2 separate regions of the Mus musculus genome follow, and region 1 is linked to region 2. The links are chromatin loops, found by intact Hi-C in ENCODE. Cell type or tissue: left cerebral cortex. All regions are shown on one strand. Each heading gives the region's core, and the rest is flanking DNA. Links, peaks and the distances in the headings are about the cores only.

The links. A loop is a pair of places that touch in the nucleus more often than their neighbours do. Peaks named below come from ENCODE experiments on the same cell type or tissue, not always from the same donor. Only the 100,000 strongest peaks of a DNase experiment are listed, where the experiment ranks them.
Region 1: it touches region 2 in a loop (2.3-fold over the local background); 4 of 42 quality-filtered maps call a loop at or near these places.

What each region holds. Positions count from the first base shown.
Region 1 is chr14:20,170,118-20,180,162 of GRCm38, reverse strand. The region is part of intron 1 of Kcnk5 (potassium channel, subfamily K, member 5); the gene reads left to right. Among named protein-coding and RNA genes, the nearest start is that of Kcnk5, 6.6 kb to the left of the region's middle. In left cerebral cortex, for the core only: no CTCF peak of the experiment used is centred there; no DNase peak of the experiment used is centred there.
Region 2 is chr14:20,262,576-20,272,620 of GRCm38, reverse strand. It overlaps Kcnk16 (potassium channel, subfamily K, member 16), which reads left to right and starts at 3,352. Exons shown (of 5, transcript NM_029006.2): 1 at 3,352-3,671; 2 at 7,341-7,455; 3 at 8,295-8,461; 4 at 9,207-9,372; 5 at 9,648-10,045. The coding sequence starts at 3,459. The coding sequence ends at 9,865. In left cerebral cortex, for the core only: no CTCF peak of the experiment used is centred there; DNase peaks (open chromatin) are centred at 4,010 and 5,662.

The DNA of each region.
Region 1 (10,045 bases), core at 750-8,749, 92 kb after region 2:
CCCTGAACTATTGTACCATTGACAACTGAGAAAACCTAAACACATCCTATTGGTACTACCTCCTAATTTCAGATGGACATTCACAGAAACATTTTAGGTGCCCGAGAGATCATGGGCTCATCAGAGAGTTGCCCTCAGCAGGTTTACACCACTAGGTGTGTTGTTGCTTTTGAGTAGACCTGTCCCCTATGTTTAGGGGCTGGGCGTGGAAGGTTACGTGATAGTGATGCTAGTGGTGAGTTTCAAAAGACAGCTGTTCTTCCAGGGGGTTCTGGAAAGATCCACATACCCGTCTGCTGCATCTGGGTGTGCTGAGGAGGAAGAAGGTGGTCAGTTTGTGATAGCCCTGACAGGATCTCTGGAGGAGAGTTTTGTGTGTGTGTGTGTGTGTGTGTGTGTGTGTGTGTGTGTGTGTGTAGTTTGCTCTGGGGGCTTTGTTTAGGGGAGGGGGAGGAGAGGATGATAAGTCTCCAGCTGCCCTCGAAGTCTCCCCTCCCTGCTGCTCCTCCTCCTCCGTGGCAGGGGAAGGAAGGAAAGAATTCAAGGCTAAATGTGGGAAAATAAACTTCAAAACCCAAGGAGAAGGGGTGGGGGCAGTGTTTAGGGGCTATGCAGCCTGGTACATCTGGTGCGGTGGCTTTACAGGTCAAGTGGTTTCTGTAGGGTGTTTGAAAAAACAAAATGCCCTTTATTTTAAGGTCTTGTCTGTCAGCAGTACCTCCACCCCCAAAGTGGACAGGTAACTTTTAGAAAAAAGAATTTGAGCAACATCAGGCCAGTGTGATTTGGAGAAGATTCTAGATGCTTGCTTGAATGAACAAGGACAGTCTGTCACACACACCCTCCCCAGTGAAAAAAAGAACAACCTTGTCAACTGGGCAAGTTCCCTCTTTTCAAAGGAAAAAACCCAAGAAATGAAAATGGACCAATGAAAGCATTTGCCAGCCTCAGCTTAATCTGCAAAAATCTGCCTCTCTCGGCTTTCTGATCTGTGACTTGGGGCGCTGCCTCAGGCCTCAGGAAATTGGTTTAAGGAAAAAATGAAAACTCCAAAATCTTCCTTCTCATTCGGCTGCCTGGGTATTTTCCACCTGAGGTTCTGGGTTTTAACCCTGGTCATCACAAAGCCCCTTAGTTGAAAATTCCTGGGGTGGGAGCAGGAGGTAGCTAAGCTTGGGGGGGGGGGGGATGGGCTTACTGCTGCAAACCGTGGCTGTAGAGTCAAAAGCACAGAAAAAAAGGACGTAGCCCTTCCCTCCCCTACTTAGGCTGTGGTTGAGCTGTGCCACACAGGCTGCCTTTCAAGTGCCCTGTATCCAACCCAGGACCCCCTGGCTGTTCTTGCCTTCAAAACCGTCTGAACTCCCACTGAAGTAACAAACTGCACCTTATTGTTAGAGCTGTTTGTTTTTAAGGCAGGGTCTCAGGTAGCTCTGGCTGGCCCGGAACTCACTGTGTATCTGAGGGTGACCTTGAACTCCTGATCCTTCAACCTTCAGCTCTTATGTATGGTACCCCCACTGTGAATGCAGTGTTGGGCATGGAACCCAGGGCAAACACTCTACCCACTGAGACACATCTGCAGCTCTTACATTAGTTGCCATTAATGAATCTGTTTATTTGGTTATTTATTTATTTATGAAAGCAGGGTCTCCCTATGTAGCTCTGTCTGTCCTGGAATTGGTTCCGTGCATAGAATGTACTCACAGAGATCCGTCTACTTCTGCCTCCCAAGCTTGGGGGTTAAATAAAGATGCATATGCTCCACTGATTTTAGGGATTGAGACAGGGTCCTGGTACGAGGTGAAAGCTGCCTTTGAACTCTTAAGCACCCTGCCTCAGCCCCCTGGATGCGAGATTATAGGCATGTGCCTTGCTGTTTGGCATTACCAGATTTTTGGGTGGCTGGCTATTCTAGCTGTTTATGTATTTTCCTCTTTTTTTTTTAAACCCAGCAAGTGAAATTGGCATGTATAGTGAGTGCATCTACTGTGCTGAGCACTGTGGTTAACATTATTCTTCTGTGCAGAGGCATAAGCTGTTAGTGCTTCCTGGCTGGGGCATTTCCTCATCAAACCAGTTAACTTACCTTAGCCTTAATATCCTCATCTGCAAAATGAGCAGTTTGGTAGGGCTCCCGGTAAGAGGGTATGAATAGAAGAAGCAGGGAGCTCTTGCCGCTAGCATTTTCTGAGTTTTATGGAGTGCTCTCTGCGGACGGCGTCCTGCCAAGTACTTTACCTGCTTATTTCAGGTGCTTTATGGTGACCTCATGCTTTAAGATAAGGCAACTGACACCCAGGGAAGTTAAAGTGGCCACAAGGGCAACAGCTCCAGTCTTGGGGGTTCCCCTACAGCAATATCCACCTTTGCCAGCCCACCGCAGGAGACTTGCTGTCTCTAAGTGACCTGAGTTAATTGGTTCAGCTTGACTTTGGACTGCTGGGAAATTCTATTTTTTGTTTCCCTTGGAACAGGCACACAGTCTTCTCCAGTGTGGCTGCCTGATTGACTCGGCACTGTCTCCGTCACTGAAGCTGTGTGTACACCCTTCAGTTCTGCACAGCTGTTTTTAGAAGTCCCTCTTTCTTCTCCCTCCCGGAAAGCTGAGGACTGAGTTAAATTGACAGGCTGACAATTCATCTAAGTCTTTTAGGTAGAAGGTTAAACAAACAGTGTTATGCCTTCATACAGAGGCGTCTCAGGAGGTCAGGTCAGAGTGGAGAATAGAGAATAGTGGGGGGAGAGAGTCTTAACTTTGTGGGGTGTCCTCTCTTAGCCTAGGAAGGGTCAACAAGCTTCTTGATGGGATCATATGTCCCACTGTCTTCTGAGACTGGGATAGGGCAACAGGCCTTCTTTTCTGCCCTGGTATCCCAAAGTGAGCCCTGGCGTTCCCTGAACCCCCTCCCAGCTTCTCACCACATTCTAGGGGATTTTGGGTATACCTCCTTTCTTTTTTTTAAATTTATTTATTGTTATATGTAAGACACTGTAGCAGTATTCAGACACACCAGAAGAGGGCATCAGATCTCATTATGGATGGTTATGAGCCACCATGTGGTTGCTGGGATTTGAACTCAGGACCTTAGGAAGAACAGTCAGTGCTCTTAACCACTGAGCCATCTCTCCAGCTCCCTGGTATAACTCCTTTCATGGTTAAACCCTTAAATACATCCCAGTTTTGAAATTCTGACATCTGTTCTAACACCAACCCTCCGCCAAATTTATGAAAAAACAAAACTGTGGACTGTTTAATGACTTCAGAACAAAATGTTCAAAGCGAAGAATATTGAAAGGTTTAGAGAAAAACTTCTCTGAGCCCAGTTCAGGGGAACAGAGGGTTAATACGAGCACTCACTTTGTTTCAAGCCAAGGTGGACACTGTGAGGCTCACTGGTCTCACCCACCTTTGGTAAAAGAGTCATTAGGTCTTTTGAGCCTTGATCTAACCCTGCTTGAATTCTCACAGTCTAGAACTGCAGAGCTTCGAAGTGGGCAAATTTGTTTTTTTAAAAGGAAGACAACCCGCCCTTTATCCATCCTTCCTTCCTTCCTTCCTTCCTTCCTTCCTTCCTTCCTTCCTTCCTTCCTTCCTTCCTTCCTTCCTTCCTCTTTGAGAAAGGGTTTCTCTGTGTAGCTCTGGCTGTCCTGGAACTCACTCTGCAGACCAGGCTGGCCTGAACTGGGAGATCAGCCTGCCTCTGTCTCCAGCTGAGCCATTAAAGGACAACCATTTCTAATGGTTTGGCTTTTCTTAAGTTACACCTAAGTTGCCGGGCAATGGTGGCACACGCCTTTAATCCCAGTCCTTGGGAGGCAGAGGCAGGCAGATTTCTGAGTTCGAGGCCAGCCTGGTCTACAGAGTGAGTTCCAGGACAGCCAGGGTGGTTACACAAAGAAACCCTTTCTCGAAAAACCAAACCAAACCAAACCAAAAAACAAACAAAAAGCTACACTTAAGTTGAAGACTGAAAAAAAAAAAAACCAAGCAAACAAGAAAAGCCCCACACCAACAAAAACACCAACACTACCTCAAAAGGTCTGCCTTAGTAAACTTGTGCTGGTTAGAGCTTTACCAGTTAAAGTGAACTGTTACTAAGCTCTCTTGGGAGGTTTAGTGGAGCATTAGCATGGTTAGATGACACAGTCATGGCGAACCATCTGGGGAGAAATTCGCATGCACTGAGAGCTTGAAAGTTTGCAGGAGGTGGTGATTGTCACCTCTAAGTATTTTCCTGGGGTTTCGCCTATTTATAGACTGGTGTTTAAAAGAAACTCAGTTCCTTGGTTTTGCACATCATGCTTGGCTGGCCCTGACCTGGGGCCAAACAAAGGCCTTCATCTTGAACTTAGGGGTTTGCTGTCAAGTTGGTCTCAGCCTCTGTATTCGGTGAGTTTGTGTTTAGTGGTAGGGGGTGTACAGGAGGGAAGGGAAATGAAAACTTTGGGGAGCAGAGAGCTAGGCTTCTGAGAAAGAACCCCTAGGAGTGTCTTTATATTGGGGTGATGTAAGACGATGGCCAGAACTGGGGTGCAGCAGGGACGCTCCAGACAGAAGTGAGGTGGGTAACCATCAGGAAGCACGGGGAGAGATCTGTGTCTTCCATTGTTTGCTGAGACCCTCGGACTTGTCTGTGACCATTCCACCCTGCCCCTGCTCAGTCCTGCACAGGGTCTGAAGTGATTTGGGTTTTCATGCATTTGGAGTGTCTGCAGCCACAAGAGCAGCTCGAGGACAGGGCCTGAATCACACCACAAAAGTCTTGTTTCATGTACAACAGGTACAAACACCCTGAGAGTGGTTTCTATGGACTGTAGTGTACCTGCGTTGTGGTTCATCGTGAGGTCAAGTATAGACTTTTCCACTTGGGATGTCCCGTTAGTGCTTAGTCAGAAGGGTTTGACTTGGAGTGCTTTAGATTTTCAGAGAAAAGGATGGCCACCCTATTCAGGACTGTATGGAGTGCCGCGTGCACAGACATAGTGAACTTCTAAACTGTAAAGAATCCAAAAGACTTGTAGGGGTGGTGGTGGTGCACGCCTTTAATCCCAGCACTCAGGAAGCGGAAGTAGGAGGAGGTATCTCTGAGTTTGAGGCCAGCCTGGTCTACAGAGTGACTTCCAGGATTTGTGTAGCCAGGGCTACCCAAAGAAACTCTGTCTCAAAAAACAAACAAACAAACAAACCAAAACAAAACCTTGTACATTAGTGTGTGGGGGGTGGGGGGAAAGCACACACACACTGTGGCCACGTGGTTGAGGTCAGAGGACACAAGTTGACTCTGTTCTTCTGCCATGTGGTGAGTCCCCGGGATGAAACCCAGGCTGTCAGTCTTGGCAGCAAGTGTCTTTACCCACCCAGCCATTTCGGTGGCCCAAGAAGACCCTCCTAGAGCATTTAATGTTAGGGCTAGCTTAGTGCACAAGGTCTTAGCACATGCTAGACACGTGTACCACACCGAGTGAGGTGCTTTCTCAGCCTGAATTTATTTTTTATTTGTTTTTAGTTTTTTTAAGGCGGGGTTTCTTTATATTTTTTCTTTTTGGCTTTTTTCGAGACAGGGTTTCTCTGTATAGCCCTGGCTGTCCTGGAACTCACTTTGTAGACCAGGCTGGCCTTGAACTCAGAAATCCGCTTGTCTCTGCCTCCCGAGTGCTGGGATTAAAGGCGTGCCCGGCTAAGGCAGGGTTTCTTAATGTAGCCCTGGCTGTCCTGGAACTTGTAGGACTCTGTAGATGAAGCTGGCCGCGGATATTTTTTTAGTTATAAAAAACAAATATGGAGTCTGGAGAGCTGCTTCAGCAATTAAGAGCAAGTCTTGTTCTTGTAGAGGAGCCAAGTTCAGCCCCCAGCGCTGACGTGGCGCTGATACCTTACTTCCTAGCTTTCAAGGACACCTGCATTCATGTGATGTGCACTCACCTCCACCCAGACAGACAGACAGACAGACACACACACAGACACATACATACACATGTAATTAAAAAATAAAGAAAAGTAAATGTTAAAAAAAGTCAAATGTACTATCTTCAGCAGGTTTGAGCATCATCCAGTGCTAACGAGGTTCTCACTGTTGTGACTCAGATCTGAGTTGCTAACCCTTGCTTTTTGTAGAACCGAAACTTCCCACTAATCAGCACCTCTCCCCACCTTCTCACCCAGTCACTAGAAACCACCGTTATGCTCGTGTTTATGAAGTTGCTGCCCTCAAATCTGTTGGGTAGATGAAATCATGCAGCGTTTGTCTTTTGATGTGTAGCATGGCACCGCCGTTGGAAAACTGTATGGAGGTCCTTTAAACAGTTAAAAATAGTCCTGCCATATAATGCGCTCCTGGAGCATCTGGGCCTATATCAGCCCAGTTTATTTGCATTCTAGTTTTGCTGTGATGAGAATGGAACCTCAGGTCTGGCATATGCTAAGCAAATGCACTCTCGCCAAGCCACATCCCAACTGTCAACTGAATATTCGGTTTTACTGTCTTTTTTTTTTTGTATGTATACGGGCATTTTAACTGCATGTATGTCTGTGCATCATGTGTGTGTAGTGAATAAGGAAGGCAGCAGAGGGCCTTGCATCCCTTGGCTGGAGTTGCAGATGGTTGTGGGGTGCTACGTGGCTGCTGGGACTTAAACCCTAGTCCTTCTGGAAGAGCAGCCAGTGCACTCGACCGTTGAGCCAGCTCTCCAGCCCCTCGATGGAATATTTTCAACATGAAAGTGGGTGGGGAAGGATGGCGTGGGTCTTCCCCTTCCAAAGCCCCCAGAGAGGTATAATTTAGCACCATGGTGCTTGAGGTGCAGCCACAGGCCAGAGAGGTGAGGGTCAGATGACAGAGCCTTGTGAGTGTAGCCAAGGAATTTGAACTCCATCAAATGTTTGCCATTTTCAAGAGGGGAAGTGGATAACATTACAGAAAGTTCCCTCCTTCTTCACAGCCATTTACAACTTGCAAACAGTGGAATATTCTGACTGAAATTAAATTTCCGTAGGCCGAGCCACTCACTCTGTGAGTGTTCTGATAAGGACGCCTCCTTCCTTTCAGCTTCTGGTGAAATGGGAGTGTGGCTTTTCCCAGAAGCTCATAGTCTTTAGCCCCTTCTTCACCTCAGACCTCATTAAGGTGCCTCTTTTCCTGTGTAGGTCAGGGTCTGGGATGGTCTACCCAGACACTCCATTCCAGGCTACCTTTCCCAGCCGTCCTTCATGTCCTCTTGTGGAAAAGGACAGGATACCAAAGTTCTTCTTGAAGCCTTTTGTGAGACTTAACTCCAATCCTTAAGTAACCAAAAACCCCAATGGGCGGGTGGTGTGGGGGGCTTCTCTTGCTGGCCAGCTTTTCTGTGCAGGAAGCCTCAAAAAAAAAAAAAAAAACCAAAAAACAACTGGAGGGTCTTGAGCCCTTGAGCTCAGTCTTGCTGGGGAGAGGAAATTGCTCTGGGGGTGGCAGAGTGAGGGGAAATGCAGACTGACGTGCCGAGTGATGGGTGACAGATGGTGGAGGCCAGAGGGGAGGACACGGTTGCAGGGCCTTGGAAGTTTCACTTGCCATTTCCAGAAGTCTGCGCAAGAACCCTTTCTCTGGGGAAATCAGACTCTGAAGAAACAAAACAAACAAACAAACAACCCCAGCCTCTATCCTCAGGGAACCCTGGTCTGCAGGGGGAACAACAAGGAGCCACCAGCAGGTTGGTGTTAGTGAGCGTACCTGGAATATCCAGTAGTGCATCATGGACACATGGGTTTCTCTTCTCCAATGTAAGGAAGAAAGGGTGGCGAGTGGGTGTGGGTAGCAGGCCTGTGAGCATACTGTGGGCTCCTGCTTGCTATGCTAGGCAAGGGACTGGCCCATTTTCTGTATCTCTAGAACTATGGGCTGGGACTTACTGCTGTTCTGGATGTACACGGTAAAGTAAAGGGCTGAGGCCCACTGTCAACTAAGCCTTGGTCTTGCCCATGGTTAGTTAGTAGAGCTGGTGACTGGAGCACACAGGCATGGGCCAGGGGGAGACTGTTACTAAGAATGTCCTTGGCCAGGTGCCATCATCACCTCACAGAAAAGCAAGCAGCAGCAAAATAGAAGAGACCACCGTGATGGTCTTCACTGTCGAGTTGCCATGGCAACACACCTCTGGGTGTATCTAAGAGTGTTTCCAGAAAGGTTCAGCTGATCTGGGAAGACACCTCTGAATATAGGCAACAGCATCACATTGGGGTCCTGACTGAAGAAAAAGGCAAAAGCAAGCTGAACTCCAGCATTCACCTCTGCTTCCTGACAAAGGACACAATAGAAACAGCTGCCTCACGCTTCTGTTGTCATGACTCCCCTGCTGTGTACCCTCAAAGTGAGCTCAAATCGACCCCCTAAAAAATTATTTCTATCTGATATATATATATATATATATTGCCTGCAGGCATGCATGTGCGCCATATGCTTGTCTGGTTTCCGGTCCACAGAAGTCAAGAAGTCAGAAGAGGGCTTCAGATCTAGAACTGTACTTATGGATGGTTGTGAGCCACCATGCCGTTTCTTGGAATTGAACCTGGGGCCTCTGCAAAAGCAACAAGTGCTCTTAACTATCGAGCCATCTCTCCAGCCCTGCAGACCCTCCCTTTCTCAAGTTTTTGTTAGTTATTTTGTAACAGCAGTGAGAAAGGGGAAATGGTACCAGGAATTGGGGGAGGGGGAGTCCTTTCTGTGATAAACCTGGCCTGTAGGTCTTTGGAGCTGGTATGCATGAGGAATGTATAAGAGTTTGGAGCTACAAGCTAGAGAAGCCCGAGGATGCTTGCTGTAAGCAGAAGCTTAGTGGGCCTTCTAGATTGAGTTTGGAAGACTAGAATGCCCGTGCCTTCTGTGCCCTGATGTGATGGACTATATGCTCTTGACCTTTGAAAGGCAGAATAAGCCCATCTTCCTAAAGTTGTCAGGAGTTTGATTACAGCAACAAGAAAAGTAACAATACAACCACAGAGGTCACAGCATGTCTGAGGCCTTGTGATTGGGAGAGTGATGAAGGCTGGCACCCAGTTCTCATGCTTGGAACCACTTTGCTGTCCATTCGGCTGTGTTGATGGTTGAAGAAGCAAGAGGGAGGGAGGCTGAGAAATGGAAATATGCCACATAGACTTGGTGTCTCAGAACCTTTTGGTGCACAGGGGTAATGTAAGCATTCAGGGTGTTGATGGGTGTGACCGAGAGCAAGTTGTCTCCTCCATGGGATGCAAAAGTGGTGCTCCACTGTATCAGGGCTTACACCATACAACAGAGAACCTAAGTATCAGTTGCTCTCTGTACCCCCTTTCTCTGGGCATCTTGTTCCGTACATCCCCACAGTCCTCGTCATGCATTTTTAATCTAGAAACTGGTGTCAAAGAGGAACCCAGAAAGCCCTCCTTCATGCTGCCCACCATTGTCTACTCCTTCCCAGTCAACTCAGTTCACTCCTTGATGGTCATAATCAACGCTTGAAAATGTGACTTCTCCCTTCCAGTCTCAAGCTCCTCCTGGAGAAGCCTGGGTCCAGATAGCCTCAGGACTGTCTTCCTTAGGTGGTGGCTGTGCAGGGTTGGTGACCACATTGGACCTTCCCTAGAGACAGGACAGTATCAGCACTCTTGGGGCTCTCTTGGTGGCCAGGGCTCTTTGGTTAGGTTTGCAATATGCATTCTTTTTTCTCTTACCCATCTAAATATTTAAGCTTCCTGCTGAAATATTTAGGCAGGACTGTGTACTTCTGGCTGTTGTCACCCACTCCCCCATGCCCTGCTGTGATCTAACTGCAGCTGTTTAGCCAAGTCCTTCCTACAAAGGGGCATGTGTGTCCCAAGTCTGTGAGAACCTATGCAGGATAGTTGAAGGAAGGACTAGCTTGGCTCTATTGTGTAGCCTGGAGCCTGGTCCTGTAGGCCACCTGGAATCTTACCAGCCTCATCTCGGGGACTGCACACCTTGGGCTCCTCTAATTGTCTGAATTGACCTATACTTGAGGATGGGGAAAGGGAGCCCCTATTTGAGCCATTGTGAAGACAAAACCTGAT
Region 2 (10,045 bases), core at 1,412-9,411:
TTCCCTAAGTTACTTTCATCAGGTATTCTCTCAGCAATGAGAAAATTAACTACTACACTGTGGAGGCATGACTGATTTCAAGGTGAGTGTGCTGAAACAACAACAACAAAAAAAAATCCAGTGAAATATACTGCCAACAACAGATGATGGATAAAGAAGATGTAGTATCTGTACACCATGGAACACTGCTCATCCATTAGAAAATAAAGTAAAATCAAGACACTGGTAAGTAAATGCACAGAACTGGAGATTATTATGTTACACTCCAAAATGAGCTAGATTCAGAATGGCAAATACTACATGTTTTCTCTCATAAGCAGAATCTAAATGTAAGTGTGTGTGTGTGTGTGTGTGTGTGTGTGTGTGCGTGTGTGTGTGTTTCTACATGGAAGTAGAAAGTGGGCCTTAAGGAAGCAGGACTGGGGAAGGGTAACGAGATGCATGTGACATACATAGAGGGTGGTAGTATATCAGATGAAGAAGGGCAGTGAGCGTGAGGATGGATCTGCATGTGCTGGTTAGCTAACCATCAACTCGACACCATCTAGTATTCCTTGGAAAGGGAGTCTTCATGAGAAATTCTCTACAGGGACATGTCTGTTGGGGACTCTCTTGATTGTTAATTTGTGTAGAAGACCCAGCCTGTTGTGGGCAGCACCATTCCCTAGGCAGGGGTCCTGAACTGTATGGTTGGAGAAACTGAGTAGTTGAAAAGCAAGCAAGCAAGGATCTGTGCTTATTTTCTCTCTGCTCTTGACTCTAGAGGTGCCTGGCTGCTTGCTTGAGTTCCTGCCTTGACTTCCACCCAAAGACGTGGAGTAATAAGTAGAATAGACTCCCTTCACTCGTAAGTTGCCTTCTGTCAGGGCATTTTACTCCAGCAATAGAAATGAAATTATAACAGTGGGGGGAGGGCAGTAATGGAGAAAGATGAGTAAGAACAAAGTATGATGACATCTACAGATGAAACTGCCATAATTAATCCCATTACTTTAGAAGCCAATTTAGAGATTTAATGGAAATAAATGAAGTTATTAAAACAATTACATGTTCCCACTAAAGCAAACCTACCACTGGGAAGGCAAAGGGGCATATAAAGATGTGGGGATATGAGGGTTTCTTTTACTTTCTTAAAGTTTGTTTCCTTTATTTTTTATTTTATGTGTATGTGTGTTTTGCCTGAGGACATTTGCCTGTGCACTACATGCATCTGGTGCCTGAGGAGGCCAGAAAAGGGTGTTGAATCCCCTGGGACTACAGCTGCAGAGGGTGGTGAGCTGCCGCAGCAGTGCTGGGAACTCAACCCAGGTCCTATGAAAACCACTGAGCCAGAAGGTTTCTACTTTTCAAGATGTTTTGTTTTTAGCAATAAAATTTATTTATGTATAAATATAAATAGATACATCTGGGGAGATGGCTCAGCAGTTAAGAGTACTTCCTGTTCTACCAGAGGAAATAAGGGTTAGTGCCCAGCATCCAAGTCGGGAGCCTCACAAACAAGATGTGAACAAGCCGGATGTTGTGGCGCACGCCTTTAATCCCAGCACTCGGGAGGCAGAGGCAGGTGGATTTCTGAGTTCGAGGCCAGCCTGGTCTATAAAGTGAGTTCCAGGACAGCCAGGGCTATACAGAGAAACCCTGTCTCAAAAAACCAAAACAAACAAACAAACAAACAAAAAAGGATGTGCAAACAAGATTGTGCTAAGTGCCTCAGGCACCAAACACACAGGCTAGGGATGTGGCTCAGTTGGTAGGATGCTTGCCTAGCGCTCATCAAGCCCTAGGTTAGACCCCAGCATCCTATAAACCAAGCATGGAGTGCACACATGTAATCCCATCCCCAAGGATGTGGAGAACAAGAGGAGCATTAGCTCAAGGTCAGTCTCCGCTAGATGCCAAGTTTGAGGTCATCCTGAGCTCCATGAGATCTTGTCTCAAAGGAAGATAGGGGGTGGGCTGAAGAGGTGTTTCAGTGTTAAAACTTCAGTACCCACATTTGTTAGCTCATAGCTGCCTGTAATTCTAGCTTCAGGACATTTGGCGCCCTCTTGGACTCTATGGGTACCCACCCACACATGCATGCATCCACACCCACAAACACACACATATATAAAAATAAATATTAAGAAATAAACAGTAAGCCTGAGGAGATGGCTCAGTGGTTAAGAGCACACACTATCTGCTCTTCTAGAAGACTCAGGCTCCATTCCCAGCACCCAACCACCTGCAGCTCAGGTTCCAAGGGATCTGATACCCTCTTCTGGCCTGCACATGCTGCACAGACATACATGCAGGCAAAACACCCATACACACAAAATAAAGCTAAATAAATATTTTTAAATAAATAAAATGGGATAGCTGGTCATGGTGTCACATGACTTTAATCCTGGCACTCAGAAGATAGTGGATCTGTGTGGATTTAAAGCCAGCCTGGTCTACATACCGTGCTCTAGCCCAGCCAGGGCTACATTGAGTCTTTGTCTTAAAACCAAAACAAGACAGGCAGGCAGGCAGGCAGACAGGAAGATAGATGATAGATAGATAGCTAGATAGATAAATCTGGAGAGACGGGTCAGCTGTTGAAGGTTAAGCTAACAACTAAAAAGAAAAAAATAAATCAGTAACTGCACACATGCACAGTATGTTAGGTGAATTATTGTATAATGTCAGTAAAGTAGTCGCATCTACCAAAGATCAATCGAGGCACTATGGGTCCTCCTGTGGAAAAAAAGGAGTCACCAACAGTAATATATGGGTGGAGGCTCATGTCCGGTTCTGTCTTCTCCCCACTTTCATCTCCTGAGCTCAGCATCCTCAGACAACCTGTTCAAGGGTCTCAAACAAGACCAACCATTGGCCAAAGTGATAGCTGGTGGTAACCAGGGCTGTCCATGTATCAGTAGCACCAATTGATAATGCTGCTAAGCAAGGCTGTCATCTGCCTGTTTACTTTGCTTTGATTTGTTTTACTCTGGTTTACTCAGTCCCAGGTTCCCCCAATAGGCAGGTCAATCCTCCCCATTCCCTTCTGTAAGCAAGGGCAACCCACACCCTCGTGAGCCTTCCCTCCCAGCCTCCTGTGTTTGAGCCGAGAGCCTTCCCAAGTGAGGAATCTGAAGTTGTCAAGATCCCTTCAGTCCCAGCAGAGTGGGCTCCTGATCAGATTCTCTCCCAGACACTCAGCCTCACTTGGGAGCAGAAGCTAAGACCAGATGAGCTCAGGAAGAGCTCATAGGTGTCCCTGAGGGGCCCAAGCATTTGCTGCCTTGCTGCTCTGCATGGAAAAACAAGGCTGGGTGGGGGATGGCAGGCCTGTTTGCACACCACACTGTTCAAACAGACTCCCCTGCCGCAGACACCTGTGCGGTGGAGGACAGGGCAGGCAGTGGCAGGGGCTCTCACCTCTTCCAACTCTTTCACAGCCACCCTGACAGCTGCTGCAGAGTCCTGGCCACATCATGCCCCGTGCTGGGGTCTGCGGCTGCTGGGGTGGCCAAGTATTGCCCCTGCTTCTGGCCTATATCTGCTACCTACTGCTTGGGGCCACCATCTTCCAGCTGCTGGAGAAGCAGGCAGAGGCTCAATCCAGGGACCAGTTCCAGCTGGAAAAGCTACGCTTCTTAGAGAACTACACCTGCCTAGACCAGCAGGCCCTGGAGCAGTTTGTACAGGTGAGAGTACAAAAGAATGGGACAGGAAGAGTGGGGAGGCAATGGAGGGGCTAGTGGCAGGAACAGAGCCACTACCCAGAGGTTGGTTCCCCTTTGGAAGCAGAGTGTGGAGGAAGCTTGAGCCTGGAGAGATCTAGTCCGGGGCCCCGATTCTCAGGTCTGTTATGTGACCTTGCCAGTCACTTAACCTAAATGTCCTCATCAGTAAGATGAGAAGAAAAAATATATCTGGGATTGGGAAGTTGGCTCAGCCAAGCATCTGCCAAACAAATATAAGGACCTGAGTTCTAGACCCAGATGTCCCCACACCCCCAGAGGTGGGCGGGCAAGATGGCTCAGCGAGTAAAAGCACTTGGCACGGAGCAGAGCCTGATGGCTGCCGTTCAAGTCCTGAAACTCACATAGGGAAAGGAGAGACAACTCCTGGAAGTTGTCCTCTGATCTTGACATGCACACAATGGTACATGCATTTCCACATGCATATAAACACACCCATATCCACACACACTGTTATGTACTAATTAAAATGTAATTTAAAAAAAAAAAGTCAGGCATGGCGGCTTGTAATCTCAACACTGGAACGGCCTAGACAGGCAGATCCCTTGGGCTCTATGGCCAGCCAGCCTTGCCAAATGGGCAAGCCTCAGGCCAGTAAGAGAGCCAGTCTCAAAAAAAAAAAAAGAAAAAAAAGAAAAAGAAAAAGAAAAGAAAAGAAAAGAAAGAAAGAAAGAAAGAAAGAAAGAAAGAAAGAAAGAAGGAGAAAAGGAAAGGTGGAAAGCTAGACAGACAGCTTAGTAGGAAAGAGTACTTTGTAAGTAGAGGGACCTGGCCCCCATGTACATCTCTGGGTATGGCTGCAAGTGCCTGTGACCCCAGCATTGGGTTGGTGGGTTGGGGAGACAGGTGGATCTTGAGAGCTCACTGGCTAGGCCAGAGCAGCCTAACCAAAAGGGCTAGCTCTATTTCAGTGACCCTGTCTCAAGGCAAAACCCAAACAAGGCCGATGGCTCTGTGGAATGACACCTGTGGTTGAGCCCTGGCCGCCTGCACAAACATATTCGTACACAACTCTGCACATAAGCAAATGGGAATAGACACATGTACATCCACAAAGAAAATGCACCTGCAGTCGACACACATGAACTGTCAGTCTTCAACACTCCAGAGATGTCCCCTCTCACACTCGCCCACTTCTCAGACTGCTGCTCCATAGGCTGGCTCCCAGCCTATCTCCCTGGGTAGAGACACACACAAAGGTTAGAACGAGCTGGGCTGGTAGACAGCGGCCAGGTGGGGTGGATGAAAGCTGCCAGAACTGGACCCCTAGGTGGTCTTACTTCCTGCCTGGGTTCCTCCTGCCTCCCTCTCTTTCAGAAACAAAGCAAAACTAGGTATTTTGGGCAAAGGTGGGGCACTGAGAAGATGGACAGACAGGTGGAACAGGTAGTATTAGCGAACACCAAACAACAAGCCAAGCAAAGCTGGCACAGTGAGAATGTGCATTCATTGGTAGGGACGGGGCTCTGGGCCACCATCATTTAGCACCTGTGGCTGAGCACCCTGCAGGTGCTTTCTTCCCAGTTGCTTACTGCAAGCACTGCCTTCAGCTTGCAGGTGAGAGATGCAGGGTGTCGACAAGTCTGCACAGTCACTGGCTGAGGCAGAACTCACACCCATTCTTCTCGCTGGGGAGCTCTCTACTTTTCATTCCATGAACCAGCTCACCCAGTGAGGACAGGGCACTGCTGAAAGCGAGAATTTTTAAGGTGGAGTCTGTGGCCCTCCCTCACCAGCAGCAACGCCTGAGAGCATGTCAGGAGAGCAAGCGTCAGCATCCACCCAGACCTGCTGACTCAGGCACTTTGGGTGAGCTCACCAGGTGGTGCTGAGGCCCTGAGACTTCTCTTGGGACTGAGAGCAACAGGCTTACTAGATGAGATGTGAACAGAGTGGACTGTTCTGTTGTTCTATATGTGGATATACTCTGAATATAGAGTTACTCAGGGATGATGCTCATTTCCAGCCCCCTCAACATCCCAGAAGTAAGCCTGAGTCAGGAACACCCTCCAAACCTCCTGCCCTGGGCTGGTAGTGGAGCCAGGAACGAGGAGTGGGCAGACAGGTGGCAAGGCTTAAACCAGCTCTGTAGTCAAGGGGCAAGGATGGACCAGATCTGACTGCATCCCAAGGGGCCTGTGCTTAGTTTGAGGACTCACTAGGAAAGATGAAACAGACACACCCCTGAAAGTCCTCAGTTGCAGGACAAATCCTCACCTCCCAGGGTAAGTGGAGCCTGGAAATCAGTTTTGGGGGAATCCGTTTCCTGGGGAACTCATACACTGAGTCACACACAGTGCTGAGTATGGTGTTCAAACTTGATTCCACGAGGAAGCAAGTTTGTATGTACATCAGCCCCTTTCTCCATTACCATGGGATTCCCTGAGGCTACTCAGCCACACCCAGAGCCATCAGAGGAGTCAGAACCCCTTCTCCACAGGTTGGAAGGCTCAGAGATGCACTGAGGAGCTGGGCAAATGCTAGGCCCAAGGGTGAAAGTCTCTAGGGAGAGGACACACTCTGGAATGCCTGCCCCAGCTCCCTGGGTGTGTGGGAAAGAGGAGGCTAAAGTCTGCCCAAGTGAGGGCCAGGAGGCCTCCACCCAGCTGGTGAACATCAGTTCCCATAGGAAAGAGGCAGGAGCAACCATACTTCTCAATGGCTCCTCTGCCTTTAGAGCACCGCAAGATACCAAGGCCGAGCCACCACCCTAAAGCAAGTTCCCAGCTAAAGGGAGAAGCCTAGAGTTTGGGGGGAGGGAACCCTGCCCATTTCCCATAAGGGGTTAAGGGCACAAGTTCGAGCCTGTTAAGGCTTCTGTTCTAGGAACACAAAACATAGACACATAAAGCACACGTGTGCACACACACACACACACACAAAGCACACATGTGCACACACACACATAAAGCACACATGTGCACACACACACACACATAAAGCACACATGTGCACACACACACATAAAGCACACATGTGCACACACACATAAAGCACACATGTGCACACACACATAAAGCACACGTGTGCACACACACACACACACACACACTTGTGGGACTCTCTGATGGGATTTCTCCTACAGGTATGGGTTGCACTCACTAGAGAATGCCAGAGAATGTGGCTGCCAGCACACTCACGCACACCCCATGTCCAGGAAAGCTCTCATTCCCATTACCAGTTCCATGGAAAAGCAGCCCCAGACCAGCAAACTCTCCCAGAAGCATTCAACAACACAAAATCCATCTTGTCTAATTTCCCTGCTTTCTCTCTCTCATTCTCTCTCTCTCTCTCTCTCTCTCTCTCTCTCTCTCTCTCTCTCTCTCTCTCTCTCTCTCTCTGTGTGTGTGTGTGTGTGCGTGATATTTTCCTAGCTATCAAGAGCATCTGCATACTACCTCCTTAGGCCCTGGCTTCCCACTGGCTCATTAGAGCACACACTTCAGTCAACCGCTGGCCACTTAGTGTCTTAGCCAGAACCTCGGATCCTTCATGTCCATTTCTGTGAACAGGAATGATGCTATCTAAGAGACAGGAAAGCATCCTCCTGAGAGCTTGGTGACAGGCTGCACTCAGTAACTGCTGAGCCTGCTGTCCGTGCTTCTTCCACAGGTCATCCTGGAAGCCTGGGTGAAGGGTGTGAACCCCAAAGGCAACTCCACCAATCCCAGCAACTGGGACTTCGGGAGCAGCTTCTTCTTTGCAGGCACAGTGGTCACCACCATAGGTAAGTGGGAGAGGAGTGAGGCCTCCCTTGGCCCTGCTGAGCTTGGGGTCCATTCTAAATGCCACTGCTGGTCTGGGAATATGCTTTATCCCGGAGGTGACAGACAGGGCACAGGTTGGGAAGTGGGTAGGTTGGCTGCAGCTGTAGTTGCCTGGACTCACTTCTCTGGGTCACACTGAAGGGTTAGAAAGAGCTATTCCTCAGTACAGCTGCATAAAGGCAGGAGTGAGAGCCGGTCCTGTGGCCTTCCCCTGCCAGCAACTGTTCCTCAAGGCAGCAGTTGATAGCTCAGTGTCTTGAAAAGATGGGGTGCCAACAGAAAGTCCACGCTACTCACTCCTTGTGAACCCCCAGGGTCTCTCTTACACAGACCTTTCTTCAATTCAATTAAGTTCAAGTCCAATCCCAGCCAAGTCTTCTTTGACAAGCCAGGCAGAGTGACGGGGGTGGGGTGAGGGGTGGGGGTACAGACTTGGTTCTGTCCCAGGCTTGGACTTCAGAACTTCCAGTCCCCAAAGAGGGATTAAATTGTTATAATCACACAAGGCAAAGTGTGTAATTCAATAGAAATAACATAAAACATCTCAGGGAATCACGCCTGTCAGGGAGGCAGAGAGTGGCAGTCAAGTGGGCTTCCCGGAGGCAGCATCGTTGGTGATGCGCTTTCTGTTAGTAGAGGCTGTTCTATTAGAGAATAGGGGGAGTGTCCATAGGAACAGGGAATGCTCCTCTTCCCACAGAGCTGATGGAGACAAACCTCTGCTAGAGCTGGTGGTTGGGGGTGGGAGCCAGTTCTGGGCTCTCTTTTCCCCGCATCTGCACACTCCCTTGCCCTGCAGGTTATGGAAACCTGGCCCCCAGCACGGAGGCAGGGCAGGTCTTCTGTGTCTTCTATGCTCTGATGGGGATCCCACTCAATGTGGTCTTCCTCAACCATCTGGGCACAGGGCTGCGGGCCCACCTGACCACATTGGACAGGTGGGAGGACCACCCCAGGCATTCCCAGGTAAGGCATCGTCCTCCCTCCCCCCCCCCCCCTTCAGGTCCTCAGAGTCCTCCCTCCCCTCCAGGCCCTTGGGGACAGATGGTTGAAAATTAGGAGCTGGGCTGACAGATTCAGGTATGAGAAGAGAGATAAGAAGAAGGATGATACAGACCAGGCAGGGCATGGCCTCAAAGGGTTCTATAGCACCTTGACTATGGAAAGTCAAGGTGCTACCTGTAAAGGGCTATGGAGTCTACCTGTAAAGGGCTGAGGACCAGGCCCTGGGTATGACTGAGAGGACTCTCCCTGTGTGCTAGGCAGCTCTGTGCTGCATCCTTCTTCGGTGGAGAATTTGAACATTATCTCTCCATGGTCGTCACGGGTATTCAACATTCTTTCATGTGGTCCAAAACAGTCTCCAGGATACCCAGGATGCCCACAGAGGGATCTGGAACAGTCTAGCAGTTGACAGTAGTCTAATCCCAGGCCTGAGTGGGACCCCAGGGCGCCTGCTCAGGTGTGATTCTCAAGTTTAAAAGGGTCTTTGACTCCTTCCTTGACCCACTAACACATTTCCCTGTCCAGGAAACTTGGCACATACAAATCTCATGCCCAGGGGTACAGACCCACCCAAAAGTCTGCAGCAGGGATAGGGTGGGGGTGGAGCTTAGACATTGCCCTGCCTACACCCAACTTTCCCCAGACTTCCCTCATATATTTCCAGAACCTTCTAAGTGGTCTCAAGGGCACACTCTTTCCCTCCCAGCTCCTGCAGGTCCTGGGCCTGGCTCTGTTCCTGACCTTGGGGACCCTGGTCATTCTCATCTTCCCACCCATGTTCTTCAGCCACGTGGAGGGCTGGAGCTTCCGTGAGGGCTTCTACTTCGCGTTTATCACCCTCAGCACCATTGGCTTCGGGGACTATGTTGTTGGTGAGAATGGGATAATCGGGTTATCTTGGTGGGCACCCACTAGGGGTGATGAGCATAGAGGTACCAGCTATCTGAGGTTGGTTACTTCTGCAGCCGCTGTGAACTTTTGGTGGCCTCCTCAGAAGTCTCTGGTATAGTAGCCATCACTGCTTCCTCCGTTAGTAGTCCTTAGTATGAGAACGAGGGAGATCGCATTCCTATGGAAGCGGGGTTGGGGGGGGCAGTAGGGGGGAGTGGCAGTTCCCTCAGACACAAGCGATCACTTTCCCCGGCAGGCACAGACCCCAGCAAGCATTACATCGCTGTGTATCGGAGCTTGGCAGCTATATGGATCCTCCTAGGACTGGCATGGCTGGCGGTGGTCCTCAGCCTGGGATCCCTGCTTCTGCACAGGTGCTCCCGGCTCTGGCAGCTCATCAGAGGCCTGGACCTTAAGGATGGAGCAGCCCCTGACTCTGAGCCTAGATCACAGAAAATCCCCATCTCTGCATGAGACCCAAGTGTCCTGACCTCCCCAAACCCATGCCATTCCCTGCCCTTCCCCTTTCTTCTCAACCCACACACTTCCCAGCAACTTTCCAGAGAGAGAAAGGAGACAGATGTGCCTACAAAGTGACTGGGGCGGGGGGGGGGGGGGCGGTGAGGAGACAAAGATCAAAGATCTGCATGGATG